Linked DNA regions of Homo sapiens: region 2 is linked to region 1. The links are chromatin loops, found by intact Hi-C in ENCODE. Cell type or tissue: heart left ventricle. All regions are shown on one strand. Each heading gives the region's core, and the rest is flanking DNA. Links, peaks and the distances in the headings are about the cores only. Region 1 overlaps NEDD4L (NEDD4 like E3 ubiquitin protein ligase). Region 2 overlaps NEDD4L (NEDD4 like E3 ubiquitin protein ligase).

Region 1 (5,375 bases), core at 293-5,292:
ACTTGTTTTTCACTACATAGGCCTTGCAAGTTAGAATAGCCCTTTTAAGCAAGGTACACATAAGTTTTAGTTTATTCGATTTGTTTTCTAATTACATTTGAAAGTTCAAACCAAATGAGTTTGAACTTTTTTGAGTTTAATTGTATGAATCCCTTTGTCTTCCACATCAGAACTGCAAAGTGATTTCAGTTTTTGGTAATATAATTGAATAGTTATCAAACTTTAGGAAATATATTTTTGTCAATCTTCATGCGGTAAGTGGTCCAAGTTCAGCATGGAATTGTGTTGCCGAACAAAGCCTACAACTGTCATGATGGTAATTTGTTGGGGGTGGGCGTTAAAGGCTACTATAATATCAAAACACTGTCAAAATTTGTACCATTGTGTAATACATGGTATAGGTTCAGACCAAGACAAAGCACTTAGCCATTTCCCAATAGAAGAGTTTGAGATAATGAAAGAAAGGAGATACATGGAAGGAAAGAGAAGAAGAAAAATAAATTTTCATTAAGCATCTGATTGTATCTTCAAAATGATGAAAACCAATGATGGAGGAGTGATAAAGTTTACTTGAAAGACGAAACTTATTTCTGAACACAAAGCAATAAAAGACAATACAATTCTAGAGTAATACTCAGACGCTCACTTTTCAAAATCACAATTCATAAGTGAAATCCAAAGAAAAGTCCCCTAGACATTTACTAATCATATCCTCAAACTGGCAGTCACATGAAATTCAGGAGAAAAAATATCCAATTCAAAATATAAGGAGCTTGTTCTTTAGGAGAAAGCACTCACTGGCTAGTGATTACTAGTAAAAGAAACCAAACTGATTAAACTTTTCATTCCACTCTAAACCACGAAAGCTGCAGAGTCATCATATGCCTGGTCGATGGAGCGTGCAGCTGTCTCTCTGTACTCCATTTCACTGAAAGGGAGCGATCAGGAACAGAGAAACAGGAAGGCCAGAATCTGTTCTAAGGCGTCTATTTCTCCACAGCTGGAGACAGGGTACTTACTATTCTATATACAGCATCCTCGGCTTGGACACTCAAGTGTGCAGTGTTAAATTGCACGCCACGCCATCTGACCATTAACGAGTCCCCATCAGTTTCCCCTAGCCTTGGGCCATAACCCAATGTGCTTTAAAAACGCATCTGTTAGTATCTTAGCAGTGTCACTTGTGGGATAGTAATGTCACTATCCCACAAGCGACACTACTCTCGTTCAGTATTACTTAATGGGACAAAAAACAAAGCAAATTATATAACAACGACTGACCTGACCTCCTGCAGCAAACAGGCCATGACAGATAATCAAATTCCACTAAACTTTACGTTCACCTATTTTAACTATTAAGAGACGAAACTGAGGTCCTTTGCAATATCCTCCCCTTTCCGAGAACTGATTATTTTTAAAGTATTGTCACAGGCTATACTTGCAAGCAGCTTTTTAAATGCAATTCCAACATCAGCACGTTGGGGCACTGACTTGTTTTTTGGCAGATTAAAGTAACAAATTTTATTCGAAATTCTTCTATTCAGAAAAATAAAAGCAGGGGGAAGGTATTCTGCTTGGATTTCCCAAACAGACAAAGTTCTTTGACTTTGAGGACCTACAGAAGACATTTGCAGAAATGGTGTTTTGCGCACCAAACACTGGACCACAAATCATCGTGCCAGAACTCGGCCAAACATTCAGATCCACTGGCCTGAAGCAGGGAAACTCCCGGAACAGAGGGTGAGGTTTTATTTTGGTTACGCCGCAGAGTAAGCATCGAAGTTGAAATCAGTAAACACATGTAAACACGCTGTGAACTTACCGTGGTGTCAGCTCCCGTGGAAACAGGGCTTTTGGCGCTTTTCTCCTCGGGATTCTGGGGAGCTTCTTCCGGCCCCCGGGTTACAAGAATTCTAAAATGCTGCTGCCCCGCGTTCTGATCCTGCCTGATCTTAAATGTGCACCCCTGGCCCTGCGGAGTCCTCTCCGCGGAGTTCGTCCTGCGGATTTCAGGAGCCATCCTGCCAGCTCGAGGCGATGCCTCCAGGGCTCCCCGATCTTCCGTGGGGCTCCCTCGCTCGCTTCGGGGCTGCGTGGGGTACGAGGTGCTCCTCTCCAGCCGAATGCGAGGATACCTCACCAACCTGTCCCCCTTTGTGCCCGTGAAGCCAAAGTTGAGGTCGCTGCCTGGCCCCGAAGCGCCTTGTTGGGGCTGCTGCAACTGGAAGACAAAACACCGCTTCCCAGAGCTTCCAGAAGCATCTGGAACGTGCTGCAGGGACCAGCGCCTGGGCTCTGCCGCGGCCGGGCCGCCCTGGCCATCGGGGCCCAGGGGCAGCAGCCTCACCTGGCGCACGTCGGCGCTGGAGGCGCGGTGCTGGATGCGCAGGCCCGGGGCAGCCTCCTCCGCGCAGTCCACGGGGCCGGAGCACCGCACGCGGCGGCCGCACGTGCCGTTGACCTGGAGCCCTGGGTCCCGGGCTGCCCTCGGAGGGGAGCTCCCGGGGGTGTCCCTCGGCGAGGGCTCCCGGGAGCCACTCTGGGGCGAGGCCCTCGTGGTGGCAGTGGCGGAGGCCTGGTCCCTGGGGTCGGGCGTTGCGCATGGAGGCCCATCGTCGGCGCCCTCGGGCGGCCCGCACCCGTCCGTGGCCCCGTCCGTGGCCTTGCGCTGCAGGGAGATCTGCACGGAGGAGCTGCACGTGGGGCGGGCGTCGATGCTGGTCAAGAGCTGCGGGATGAACATGGACGAGCTCCGCTTAAGCGCACCCACGCCTCCCTGCAGGCCTCCGCCGCCGTCCTCCCCTCCGTTCTGGGCGAAGGGGTGCGGGCTGCTTCTCCGCGGTAGGGTGTGGAATGCCATGAAGAAGTCGTCTTCTCTCTCCTGGTCTAGGATGTCTGATTCGGGGGCTGTGTTGCTGCGACCAGAGCCAAAATGAAACCGAAGCCGATGGGCCATGGTGACCAGGGGGGCCAGGAGGGCTAGGGCAAGCGGCAACAACAGGCCCGACACTGCCAGAAGTCACAAACCAAAGACACAAATTCCAAGAAAAAGTGTCCCATCTGCCAAACTGTTAGCACTGCGGCACCGGGAGCGACAGATAGCAGAAATAACCCAAGTGGCAAGCGGCATTCCAGGCATGATTGGATAAGAGCAAAAAGCTCTCATCCACACTGTGACAGAGGGTAGGGTGGCCAGAACCACATGACCGCGCTCTCCCCCTCCAATGCCAGCTTCTGGACTTAGAGGAGTTTTCCCCTACTCGCTCTTTTTTTTTTTTTTTAAACAGCAAGAGCCTGAAACAGCACCTTCCCAGCTGCTGCTTTTCCATCAGAAAGGAGTGGCCCCAGCAGGGCGCTCTCACAGCTGACTAAGGCAGCAAACACACTGCAAGCCACGCTGCTATAAATCTAAACCACATCACATTCGCAGGGCACTTCTTTCCCAACGGAGCACAGCACTGAGACTCTGTCTAACCAGTGCAGGGACCTGGCATGTTTAACAGCACACACGGTATTTTCCCACCTTCCGCCACACGGAATAATGACAAGTAAAATATGGCTTGGCCACCGGGTAAACCCCTTCCCAAGCATCGGATACCATGTTTCTGTTATTTATGACATCACTACACTACCAGGATGGAATGCAAACTAATAAAACAGTACTATAAATACGATTACACACCCTACAGAGTTAGTGTCCGTTTAATGCTAAATAATTAGAGCAGGATCTACAAGTAACAAAATAGCTAAGTGGAGGGGAGGGGGCCCGACTTGCTACACAACCAGTTAGCCAAGCAGAGCCCTCCTGCTATCACAGCATTTTTCATTTAAAAGGTGTATACGTGTGTGTAGCTCACATATGACTGGCAGACACCAAAGTGTCTCCTTTTCAAAGAGAAAATGAACCCAGCTGGAGAAAACATTGTCTTCCATATGTCAGGTAGGAAAGAAAACATCAACCAAAAAACAAACAAACAACAAAAAACAAAAGGAAAATTGAAGAAGGGAGTGCATGTGGGCTTTTTTTTTTTTTTTTGGTAATAATTTAACTTAAATACCACACAGAAGAAATGCTACCTAGAGCTGACTGTTTTCCAGTAAGAAGTCAGCAATATTACCACAGTTGGGACACAAATATGGAATCTTACTATGTTTGCAAAGGACCAAAAAGGACCTAAGAAATAAAAGGAAAAGTGCACACTCAAAAAACTGTCATCAGATTTGTAGTTAGCTTGGAAATATTCTGTATTTTAAACTTACTATTTTCTATGATCCAGAAACATCAATTATTTAACAAAGAGGTTTATTTAGAGGAGGTAAAAAAAATAGGAGGGGAAAATACCAAGCTGTAAGAGTAACAAAAAGTTTATTTTAAAATCTGCAAAGCATGACTTTGTCAACAGCTCTAGCATCCAGAGTGTGGTGGATTAACCCTGTGTTTACATACATCCAAATCTGTTTTCTAAAAGTATGTGTTTTAAATGCCAAAAATGACCTCTATGAGAGAAATGGAAGCTAGTCTGTGTAATGCTAGAACTTCCAAGTACTACCATAGCCACATATTGTCTCCGCTGGGTTAATAGCCAACAAAGAAAAAAAAAAAAACAGCAACACCAGCATTCTTTGCATAGTAACCACACTGCAGATGGCCTGGGGCAAAACTAGGCATCAATATTATAAAACACAATTTTTCAGATATAGCTTGTATTCATACAAGATTTCTTAAAAGTTTTGTATTCAAAGTCCTTTTTGGTTTGGAAGTATGATTTCAGACCCAGGGCAAGATCACCTCAACTACAGTCATTATTTCAGATACGGAAATGGGAAACAATTTTTTAACAGTGAATTTCTCTTAATAGAAGAGAATAATGAACTAAAACACATCAAACAAGAGGCCATTTTTCCTCAAATTTGACCCTTTCCTCATGTTAAACAAGAGATATTATACTCAATAATTGGAGAATAAGGATTAGTCTACAGACACACCCATGTCTCCAGGAACGTACTGTTATACTACTCAATACTGCTTAACTCACTTGGTCCTCACTGGATGAGAGATGGAGAGACAAGAACTGCACCCTCAGCAGAATCTCTCATCCAATTTCACAAGAAAGTACTTTGATGCATACAACAAAAGTGGTTTAGTTACACTGTACGACTGTTCATCACCCAACATCCCATACTTTAATGGAAAAGATACTAGGATGGTAGGCCAAAATCTGTTAGTTTTCTCTTTTGGAGAATAATACTAATCATATGAGATTCAATACATTCCCAAACTATCACTGGGCTGGGACTTAGGAGGCCAGCAGGTCAGACCCTGGCACCTCCACTGACTGATGTGTTTATGTAAAGGCTCTAGACCTGGTTCTTCT
Region 2 (5,375 bases), core at 232-5,231, 49 kb before region 1:
ACCTGGCTGTCTCAGATCCTTTCCTCCTTTAGCCATATTTTGGCTGAAATCACATCTCTGCCCAGTGGACTCCACCAAAGTTGGCTGGGGGAAAAGCTCCAGCTTTACTCTGGGGAGAAACTCAGGATTGCAAGGAATAACAAGCCAACCTGTAGCTCATCTATCATGTGCCAAACACTGCTATAAGGAGGTTAAGAAACTTGCCTGGGCATGGTGGCTCACGCCTGTAATCCCAGCACTTTGGGAAGCTGAGGTGGGTGAATCACCTGAGGTCAGGAGTTCGAGAACAGCCTGGCCAACATGGTGAAACCCGGTCTGTACTAAAGTACTAAAAATACAAAAATTAGCCGGGCGTGGTGGCGGTTGCCTGTAATCTCAGCTACTTGGGAGGCTGAGGCAGGAGAATTGCTTGAACCCAAAAGGCAGAGGTTACAGTGAGCTGAGATTGCACCATTGCACTCCAGCCTGGGTGACAAGAGCAAAATTCCATTTCAAAAAAAAAAAAGAAGAAAGAAACTTGCCCAAAGTCATAGAGCTAGTAGGTAGTGGCCCAAACATGAACCCAGGCAGTCTTCCATCATGATGCAGAACCTGTACTTCATGTACCAGAGTTGTAAGGAAAACATGAACAGGCTCCCCGAATCCCTCCTCAAAAATCCTAGTATGCTATGCTGCCATCCCCAACTCCATATCCCCTCATGGATTATGCTTGCCAAATCTTGCCATGTGCCCTTCCTTCCTCATCTATATTTTAATATAAAAATGAAATGAGTAACGTATGAGCTTGAAAGAGAAAACAAATGGAATTGAATAGTTTTTATTCTTTTACTTCACCCCCCTCATCTCCCCCACCCCTGATATCTTTTAAAGCAGAGCTCTTCAAACTGGAGCATGCACAGCTCTGGGGATATACAAAGACATTCCAGGGGACTTGGACATGGACAATTCTAGAGAAATCATTTTCTAGATCCTTCCATATGTCCTCTTCCTTGAAACCGATCTGGCATGAGAACAGTGCTTGCCTTCTGTGGCTCTCCTTTCCTGCTTACCCTTTCTAAATCACAACCCTCCATCCCTGCCTTTCCAAAGAAAGACATACTCCTCACCCTTCTTGAATCATACACCATGGTCCACTTTGCTGGGTATAAAAGCCACTGGAGGACAAAATAATGAAGGAACAGAATCTATCATAAAGTCAAACTATTAACTAGGTTGTTATAAAAACATTTCCCTGAAAACTTCTAAGTAGTTAAAGCTAAGTCTCCCGGCTCCCTCCCCTCCCCACCCGACACAACAATTTTAGATGACAGCAATGGAAAAGAAAAATTCCTTCTTTCCACACACCAGCTTGATGAGAAAAGTGTGGAGAGGAAAACTTCAAAACTTTGTAAAACAAATTAAACCAAAGATTATATGTATTTTGAACGTATACCATATAAAACAAGGATGTCCAAGGATGAGGAGAAACTTCCATTAACTAGATTTCGGAGTCTAGCAGGTGCTCGTTTAGGCAGAGAGTATGGGCCTCCTTCTCCCTACAATCCACTGAAGACACACTGAGAAACAGGGCCCAACTCACTCTTTTTCTAGTCTCTTTATGACAGAGTAACACCAGCAGGTACTGGAGCAGAATGCGCAGCACTGAGGTGTGCCATTAACCAGAGGTGCCCAGGCTGCTTAGACACTGGAATCCCTGCAAAGTTCTCAAATCACTGTACCCAGGCCTCACCTCAGAAAATTAAATTTCTGGTGGAGGGGCTCAGTTGTAGGTGTGATTTAAAAGCCCTCTATCTTATTCTAATTTTTGGCCAGGGCTGACAACCACTGGGTGAAGCTACCCGTTTTCCTTGTTCACAAAAGAGAAACTATAATTACTTATTAAACTAGTGGAGTGACACTGATCAGCAAACTGATACTAAATTGCAATCTCAGAGTATATGATAGGTTCCCCTCCTTCTCCAGCTCTCCTCACTTGTGCCTCTGCTGTTCTCCTAAATGAGAAATCGCTGGGCCCATTTACATATGGAGGTAAAAATAACTGCCTGGGCCCGGAATGCAGATGGGATGCAGAAGATGGTGCATTTCTGGCTGCCCCTGTTTGGAACCCTAGCCCTCTGGCCTGATAGGGCTGGGATATTAATAGGAGTAAGATTCACAGGTGCACAAAGCACAGGGATTTCACTGGTCATAGCCAAGGGATATCTGGCTGCCACTCTAACACTGGGGCTAAAAAGACAAATCCCATTTCAAAATAGAACCAGAGAATGTGATCTTTAGGAGGGACCTCAAAAGTCATTTAGTGCAACATACATCTTAGGCTTGTATCCTCATCCATCCCCTCTTTCAAGTGGTTGCTCACCCTGCTTAGCTTTGAACATCATCAGTGATGGGGAGCTAACTACATAATGGGTTTGTGGAAAGCGGATGGGTTTTGGACATATAGATGGCTAGTTTAAAATCCCATGTCTATCTAGAAGTAGCTGAACAACCAAAGGAAGGTTTCTCAATCACCAAAGGCCAATCTCATCCAAAGTGAGGATAAAAACCACTTTATCTTGCACAGTCATTGATATTACATGGGAAAATTAGATTCAACAAATGTTCTTTCTTTCTTTTTTAATTGAGACAGAGTCTTGTTATGTTGCCCAGGCTGAAGTGCAGTGTCACAAACATAGCTCACTGTAGCCTCAAACTCCTGGGTCCAAGCAATCCTCCCACTTCAGCCTCCTGAGTAGCTAAGACTACAGGCATGTACTACCACATCAGGCTAATTTTTTTTTTTTTTTTTTGTAGAGACAGGGTCTTGTCCAGGTGGTCTCAAAGTCCTGGGCTTAAGTGATCCTCCCACCTCGGCTTCCCAAAGTGCTGAGATTACAGGTATGAGCCACTGCCCCTGGCCAATAAATGTTACTTCTGACTAGGGTATCTCAAAGTCAGCATCATTAACATTTGGAGCTAGATAATTCTTTCCGTGAGGGCTGTCCTATGCTTCGTAAGGTATTTGGAAGCATCTCTGGCTTCTGCTCACTAGATATAGCAGCAACTCTCACCCCTCAGTTTTGTGCAATCCAAAACTGTCAAACGTCCCTGGGAGGCAGGTGTGGGGTCAGGGGGAAGAAGTGCTCCCAGTTGAGGACTACTGTCCAATCCTACTCCCTCCCCTCCACTCTGGAAGGTGTCCATTCCATCTTTGGGCAACTCTATAAGAATGTTCTAGTAATCTGGTGTTCATTTTTCTTTAACTCCTATCTCCTTGAAACATCAAAAGAAAAGTAATGTAAGTTTCTGTAACCAGAAAGTGGCAGGACTAGGATTTCAACCAGAATCTCTTCCATGCTAACACTCAAGAGTGAAACAGTTATTTGTTTCCACTATTTCTTAGTGGCTAATCTCTACCACGGGTCAGGATGGCTTAATTTGAAGAAAGTTACATCCTTATCCTCTAGCTGCTTTTCCTTTTGCCCCCAGAGTACTTAGAAAAAGATCAGCAAGCAAAGCTCCATGTACCAGAGTATTTCCTTATTAACGGGTAAAACAGAGAGTGTGACATAGTTCACTATGTGGCTGCCAGGGAAATCCCCAAGAAGCTGAGACCAAAGGCGGAGCTCCTTGCAAGACTGAGTTGTGTTTAAGATCAAGAGCAAAAGTTACACAGTTTCCAGAATAAGGAGCCAGGCTACATAGGGCTATTAATGGGAACACACAGTGGGGCTAGCATCAAAGCCAGGAAAGCCCAGGAACATGAGAGAGGAAATGTGAGGGTGCTTTAGAGAAAAGCCCAGAGGAGCAAAATGCCCCAAATATTCACTTCAATGTCGTGTCAAAAGCCTTCAACAATCAAACTACCAAAAACAATAAGAATGAGCATCCTAGGCACCAACCTTTGACTCTTTATGTCTCAAAACACAAGATCAACCTGGGAGAGAAAAGTTCCATTCATTACTCATGACTTTTTCCAAGAATCACTGTGTACATGGGCTACAATTCAAGTGCCCATGCTTGCAAGAAGTGGTTGTGCACCTCTGCCATTTGGAAAACCCACCAGGATGAGTCAAGTAAGGCCCCAGGAGCAGGGCTGCCCAGTGCTGACGGCAGGTGTCTACTTCACTTTTGCATTCTGATGCCTCTCTTGCCTCACCCTAGTCTCAGTCCTGAAATCCACTTCTGTTGCACTGCATGCCCTCTACTGACGACTACAAGGTAGAAGAGATGAGGAAAGCACTATCTCCAAGAAGTACATCACCTCGAAGCATGTGTTCAAAGTCACAGGTGGAGATCTGAAGTACGCCGTGGGAGGGGTCCTCCCAGGCCTGGGGCATGGAGCCTTGGGTACTGTTGCTTGCTGGGAAAGAGCTAGCTAAATGGGCACCAATCCTTCCCTGGACAAGGGTCCTCATCTGGAAAATGGGGCTAAGACCATCTGCGTGTTCTATTTCATAAACTGGTACATATCTCAGATGTCAGGGTATATGAAAGGCTGCTGCAAGTTACTATTGAATGTTATTAAGCTACTGTCAATATTTTAAATTGACTGTTGAGAAATAGGAGTAGTAGTGGGTCCCTGCCAAGGCTGGCCAACTGGAAAGCATACAGTTATTTTCAGAAAGCCAGTGGTTCAATTCATCTGGTCTCCAATGAAGGAACTGTTGTGTTGCAGAGTTCAGTGTGTGCAATTTGAGAAACCCTGTTCTATTCTGTGAGGACAAAGTATATGAACGAGCTTTAAAAAAAGTGGGATGGAATGTTAGAAAGTATCCCTTAAAAAATAATTTCATAAAGCAATGAAAGGTAGCATAAGGAGCAAGATGCAAGACTAAATAAGGCTAAAAAACGTGCTCTAACCTCAAAACGGGGACACTCTCTTGGGATTTTAGAAATGACTTCTTTTTTTCCCCTTTAAAACATTATCTAGTGGGAAGCTATTCACCAATGTGTATACATGATACACTGAAGAGGCCATTTACGTATATGCTGGTTGTATGAAACATGAAGCCTATAATCCCAAAGAAAATTGTGTCATCAACAGTAATCCTCAGGCTAGACGACAAAAGATTCCGAAATCTACAAAGTAACTGGGATACCAAGCAGCACTAACCCAGGAGCTTCAGTTACATTCTCTCACTATGCTGAAGTTCTTAGTGAATCCCCCTATCACCGGGGCAGGGGCAACAAGGGGATGTGATGCGTTCCATCACACTTCCAAGTGCACACTGGTGGGCACCTCCATAGGGCGCCTGTAGGGAATCAAAGGGCATGGCACCAGTGGTAACTCACCTCTGATGACAGAGCTGGGCTTGGGGCCTGGGCACAGTTTCTTGGTCATCCTAAACATTAATGGGTATTCTGCATTCAACTCCATGATATTTCAATGGCTA

Evidence for each region. Peaks named below come from ENCODE experiments on the same cell type or tissue, not always from the same donor. Only the 100,000 strongest peaks of a DNase experiment are listed, where the experiment ranks them.
Region 2: a loop joins it to region 1, with 2.0 times the contacts of the local background. A loop is called at or near these places in 35 of 110 quality-filtered maps.

Annotation. Positions count from the first base shown.
Region 1 is chr18:58,253,222-58,258,596 of GRCh38, reverse strand. The region is part of intron 5 of NEDD4L (NEDD4 like E3 ubiquitin protein ligase); the gene reads right to left. Among named protein-coding and RNA genes, the nearest start is that of MIR122HG, 190 kb to the left of the region's middle. In heart left ventricle, for the core only: no CTCF peak of the experiment used is centred there; DNase peaks (open chromatin) are centred at 2,626 and 3,266; H3K4me3 peaks cover 3,638 bases; H3K27ac peaks cover 3,697 bases.
Region 2 is chr18:58,301,761-58,307,135 of GRCh38, reverse strand. All of the region lies in intron 5 of NEDD4L (NEDD4 like E3 ubiquitin protein ligase), which reads right to left. Among named protein-coding and RNA genes, the nearest start is that of MIR122HG, 140 kb to the left of the region's middle. In heart left ventricle, for the core only: no CTCF peak of the experiment used is centred there; no DNase peak of the experiment used is centred there.